Linked DNA regions of Homo sapiens: region 2 is linked to region 1. Evidence: chromatin loops called from intact Hi-C (ENCODE). Cell type or tissue: A673. All regions are shown on one strand. Each heading gives the region's core, and the rest is flanking DNA. Links, peaks and the distances in the headings are about the cores only.

Region 1 (2,915 bases), core at 150-2,649:
TGGCCCAGGCAGGCGCGCAGAAAGAGGATGGATGGAGATGCCCTGTGGTGAACATTCGTCTCCTGAATGTCTTATGTTCTGTGCATATTTTTCCTCTAAACAGACATAATTGTAACCACTCACACAGAAGCAGAAATGAACCAGGAAGCCCACTAAGGCAGAGCGTGGCCTGTCATTTGAGGGGGTGTGATTGATTAGATGACGGGGGCAGACTTCAAGTGCGTTGGAAGACAGAGGAGCTGTTTCCCTCTCTCTCAAGTGATTAAAAAGTAGACAATGTAGAATTTGACTTCCGGGGTCTTTAGAACTAACTTCTAGCATGCTTACAATAAAAATATTTTAACAAAAATAAAAATAACAGGATAAAGTTGCTCTTTATCCTTTCTATCCTAAAATATCCTATCCTCTTCTATCCTAAAATGAAAGGATAAAGAATTAAAGTTAAGCTAAAGTAAAAAATATGTCAGGAATTCTAAATTATAAGAATTTGTGAAAGATTTAATTATAATATTAGGGAAAATGTCCCAACCTACTTTAGCAAATCATACGTTATCATTGAAGAAAACAGAGCGTATCATTACTGATCAAATTCAGGAATATAAGCGGGCACCCCAGCAAAGTTTTCTCTCTACATCCTCTTGCTCCAGCTTGTAGAATAATTAAAGCCTGTCTTGGTCCATTTTGTGTTGCTGTAACAGAACTGGGTAATTGAAAAAGAAAAAAGGCTTATTTGGCTCATGATATGCATGGCTGGAAAGTTAGACAGGCAGTGGCATCTGATAAGGCCTTTATGCTGCTTCTACCCACGGTAGAAAGCAGAAGGGGACCGGGCGTGTGTAAAGAGACACATGGTGAGAGAAGAAGCAAGAGACAGAAGCCGAGGAAGCCATTCTTTTAATCACCTGCTCTCTCGGGAACTAGGCCATTCCGCCAGAGCGAGAACTCACTTAGCTCTGAGGGACTGTGTTGGTCTATTCATGAGGGTTCTGCCCCCATGACCCAGAAACCTCCAGGACCCACCTCCCAACACCACCACATTGGGGATCAAATTTCAAATTTTGGCAGAGGTTTTGGTGGAGACAAACCACACGCAAACCATAGCAGAGCCCTCTTATGACAGAATCCGAGGTTCTGTACAGTTACTGGATCCTAAACGTTAAATACATAAAGCCTGATGGAAAACGGGAGCGCATCTGGAATGGATTTAATGCCGTCCCACCTTACGGGTCAAGTATGTATTTAATCTCTGCGAATAAATGAAAGATCAGTGAAAAAAGGGCAAAATTATTATATAATACAGATTTCATGTGGCTTTAATGTGATGGTGCCTAGTTTTTAAATGGTTGATAAAAAGTATATTTATTTTTAAAGATTAAAGTCCACAAGAATTTGTTGACTGTCTTTTTCAATCACTTGCATAGTTGGCCCTGCTAGGCTTTGAAATGATGCTGTAAACTGGGCATGTTCACACACCGCGGCCCTCAATCACGTCACATGGGCCCCGCCACTATCCAGCAGACACAGCCCTTTTCAAAGGGGGCTTGTCTGGTGAAAGCCATACACAGGGTGTGTTCTTTCATTCACTCAGTTACCAAATGTGCTGAGCTCACTGGGTGGCTGCCTGTGCAGTCAAGGTTGGGCGGTGCAGACAGGAAGGGGCTCCTCCCCTCCTCTCCTGAGCACTGGGGCTCCTTAAGGCAGACTCATCCCTCCCTCCTGCTGCAAACCCTTCCCTCACATAGCCTTGGGCTCCTGAATCCCACTAAATAAAATCAAGCTATTGCATAGTTGAAATGTTTGCTGGTTCAACTATCCAAATTATTTTTACCTCAATTGAGTTAAATGCTGCTGCAACTTTTATGGCCTGGAGTAGAAAATGCAATCACATCAAAAGGTGCCCTGGAAATGATAAAGAATTATGAAAACAGCCCTCTCTGAAAACAGGTTATGTATATAGCAAGAGCAGTGGTGGGTAAATGGTCCCAAAAATATGGCTAAGAGAAGAGGACCATGGTTCAACATTCCTTACACATTTGGGGACAGCATTGCATTTGGGGGCCCAGCTGGAGCAGAGTTTTAGCTCTCTGCTCGTGGAAGTAGAGCATGGCTGTAATACCACAGCTGCTGACTCAGCCCCTGCTGCCAACCGCTGGGAGACCAGACCCAGGAAAGGATAGACAAGCTGGCTAATCAATAACCCAAGGACAGCAGAGTCCTACCTGACACTGGGCCTTCCTGAGGAGACGGAAAGCAGTGAACCTCTGTAAAAGCTTAGAGGTAAGCGGCGGTGAAGCTGGGCAGTGAGGAGCTGGATGGGGGTCGGGGAAGAGGCAGGCGGAGGGAGTGGGGAGAGGAAGACAGGCGAGTGGAAGGAAGAAGAGAGAGAGATAGTGCAGGAGCAATCCAGGGAGAAGAGCGGGCCCGGAGCCGGGAATGAAGCTGGACAGTCACCAGGTGTGGACTTGTGGGTCATCCCATAGCTCCCAGTTCCACCTGGGACAAGGGGAACAGCCACTGCCGGCTTTGAAGTGTGGAATAAACAAAGGCCGCCGGGTGTGGACAAACAAAGGTTGTTTATTCAGGGCTTGCCGCAGTGAGTGGGCTGGGCAGGCAGAGATGCTCACAACAGGGAAGCTTCCCGTGAACACACAGAGCCCCAGCTGTGCCCTGTTGGAGGCCAGGCTCTGGGGACACCACAGCTCTAATGAGAGGCGGGCATCCTGGGGGCGTATCTCGCCTTCTCTGGTTGGTCCCGAGTGGAAGCAGGGACAAAAATTAGGAAGCTGTCAGGACTGATCAAGTCTTGGCCCTCCGGAGCTGATTGTCACAGAAGTTACTGTTGAGCTTCCTGGGCTCTCACTAAAGATGGCAATGTGGCTCCCTGAGAGCCTGACCGGGCCACTGGCCTCCTGGGC
Region 2 (2,915 bases), core at 272-2,771, 55 kb after region 1:
TTTATTTCATCAAGTTGATCTTCAGTCTCTGATATCCTTTCTTCTGCTTGATCGATTCGGCTGTTGAGACTTGTGTGTGCTTCATGAAGTTCTCGTGCTGTTTTTCAGCTCCATCAGGTCATTTGTGTTCTTCTCTAAGCTGGTTATTCCAGTTAGCAATTCCTCTCACCTTTTTTCAAGGTTCTTAGCTTCCTTGCATTGCCTTAGAACATGCCCCTTTAGCTTGGAGGAGTTTGCTATTACCCACCTCCTGAAGCCTACTTCTGTCAATTCATCACACTCATTCTCCGTCCAGTTTTGTTCCCTTGCTGGTGAGGAGGTGTGATCCTTTGGAGGAGAAGAAGTATTCTGGTTTTTGAAGTTTTCAGCCTTTTTGCACTGGTTTCTCCCCATCTCCGTGGATTTATCTACCTTTGGTCTTTGATGTTGGTGGCCTTTGGATGAGTTTCTGAGTGGACGTCCTTTTTGTTGATGCTCTTCCTTTCTGTTTGTTAGTTTTCCTTCTAACAGTCAGGCCCCTCTGCTGCAGGTCTGTTGGAGTTTGCTGGCAGTCCACTCCAGATCCTGTTTGCCTAGGTATCACCAGCGGGGGCTGCAGAACAGCAAAGATTGCTGTATATTCTTTTTCTCATAAAAATTTAGTGCAAGGAGAAAAATAATCCTCCAACCAGTCAGTAACCATCCTTCTAAAAGCCACCACAAAGCCCCAGGAAAAGCCGCCAGTCATCAAAGAGGCCAGTTCCAATCAACGGCCTTTGGGGGCTGGGGGAGGCATAGGGCTCTTCGGCATCAGACCTCCAGATGGTGTCAGTAAGAACACAGTCACCCTCCACCCAGGCACCAAGGCAGCCGGTTTCACCACCGCCCAGGACGCACAGGCACCCCAGGAAACACAGCCAGCGGGTCAAAGCCCACCTCAAGGACCTACTTAGCTCTAGGCTGGTGGGACTTCTAAGTATGTTTTTCTTTGTTTGTTGGTCTAATGCGGCAATTATTTCTAGCCTAAAACCACAAACTATGTGAGGTTTGCTTATTCTAACTTAACAACAATTTGAGGTTTCCAGTTTAAACATTGTTATCTAGAAATGTCTGATCTAAGCGCTGCAATATACATTTTTATTTCTATTTGTTACCTTATTGATTTCATTACCCAACGGCATTTTCCAAACTTGACATATTTGACACCAAGGATACTCTGTGGACTTTGTGATATGGATTTACATAGCAATGGAAATGCTAGGTGCATGCCCACATCTGCAAGGAGCAGGGGTTGCTTGGCAGCCAGTTTTCTCCAGGATGAGGGCTGTCCACAGTGACGTGACATGGTGGGGTGGGGGGAATCCTGAATTCCCTCTTCCTTGGCATCAGGTGGCTCTGCGGAAGCCGAAGCCAGCAGCGAGGGTTGAAAAGCTCCCTTTCCACAATTATGCCTCAGGCCTTTATTGCCCTGACAGAGCAGCCATCTCTCTGGCATTATCAAAGCCTCACAACCTCCCTTTGCAAGGCAACAGTGGCGTGAGGGCGGTGCCCAGAGAGCTGATGTCGATCCCTGGATGCAGTCCAGCCCTGGAACTAATTTCCTGAGCTTGCAGAGAAATGGCAGCGCGAGAGCCGCTGACCTCCCTGGCGCTCACCCTCCATCTGTCCCATGAACACCAGGATTTTGCTCTCCTCTGAGAGCCATTAAGGTGGCTAAAAATAATTACAGAGCTCGTCATAAAAGCGCAGTGTTATGTAAACAGTGCAGGAAATCCCCCATTGAGCAAATAACACTAAGATAGTCTTTATGAGCCAGCGATGGGTGAGAAACAGAGCTCAGGTTTTCTAGCATCAGCACTTTACTTCAAAACTAAGTTGTAATAGCGACAACTCTAATAAGTTATTCTTGTTTCGATCATTCTCACCTCATTCATCAGTGAAAAAATAGCGAATAGGCACAATTTGGTGTATATAACTGGAGCTGTGCTTTTCAGAACAGCACTGCATTTCACAAATTAATAACTTTCCCAAAGACTCTTAAATTCCATAGAATGTTCAGCTCTTAAGCAACATCTCTCCAGTCCGTGAATTATAGAATCTTAATATAAAGTAACAGGACTTTCTGTATGGAATGTCTTACTCTGAATACCTTATCAAAAATATTTTACAGCATCAATTACACCTCACACACTGCCCAGGGCTCAGGATACAATTGTGTGCATATTTTACAGGAGCCTTTTTTGCAGATAGAGTGGAGTACAAATTTACACACACCCAATGTGTATGCACTGCTTTCCCTGTGCATCTCCTAGGTGTGTCACTGTAACAATGCAACATGAACAACTCTGATGCTCAGACATGAGAATTACCAACTCCCTAGAAGTAATTCTGATTTAATTGGGAAGCAACATGGTCTATTAAAAATTAACACAGACTTTGGAGACATCCAGCAGTGGATTCAGTTCTGTGTCACCCTTTGAGCCTACATTTTCTCCTCTATGAAATGGGGCTCACCCTCCTCCACCTCCATGTTTCTGGCTGAAAGTTGGATTCGAGGCTGTATTTGAGATGCAGGCTTGGGGAGCCTGGGAGTGTAAGCCCATGATGTGCAGGTTGCATTTCTGCTTTTATGGTTTACAGATAACAGTGGAAATGTTAGGGGCGGTGCTTGTGCTGTGCACATCTGAAGCTGTCGTAGCTGCCACACGAATAAGGAGGAATCAGATGGTGTGTTCCTGTGATTCTGGGCATCTGAGAGCTGAGGTGTGATGCCCTCAATCCACACAGCTTCTCAGATTCAAAAGAAATCCACCTTCTTGCCCCAACCCTCCTACACTGCGTTGGTTGTAGGAAAATCACTCAGTGGTCATTCAAGGCTACAAGTTGTATTCAGCTGCGTAAGTGAATATTGGATTACATCTTTGATAAACTGTTTT

What was found. Peaks named below come from ENCODE experiments on the same cell type or tissue, not always from the same donor. Only the 100,000 strongest peaks of a DNase experiment are listed, where the experiment ranks them.
Region 2: a loop joins it to region 1, with 4 times the contacts of the local background. A loop is called at or near these places in 2 of 110 quality-filtered maps.

The regions. Positions count from the first base shown.
Region 1 is chr6:168,301,439-168,304,353 of GRCh38, reverse strand. It overlaps a transcript of DACT2 not described here. Among named protein-coding and RNA genes, the nearest start is that of DACT2, 17 kb to the left of the region's middle. RefSeq lists a silencer at 1,551-1,805 and an enhancer at 2,702-2,915. In A673, for the core only: no CTCF peak of the experiment used is centred there; DNase peaks (open chromatin) are centred at 1,603 and 2,213; H3K4me3 peaks cover 931 bases; H3K27ac peaks cover 2,127 bases.
Region 2 is chr6:168,246,455-168,249,369 of GRCh38, reverse strand. All of the region lies in intron 1 of LOC101929420 (a long non-coding RNA gene), which reads right to left. Among named protein-coding and RNA genes, the nearest start is that of DACT2, 72 kb to the left of the region's middle. RefSeq lists an enhancer at 973-1,473. In A673, for the core only: no CTCF peak of the experiment used is centred there; a DNase peak (open chromatin) is centred at 1,679; H3K27ac peaks cover 925 bases.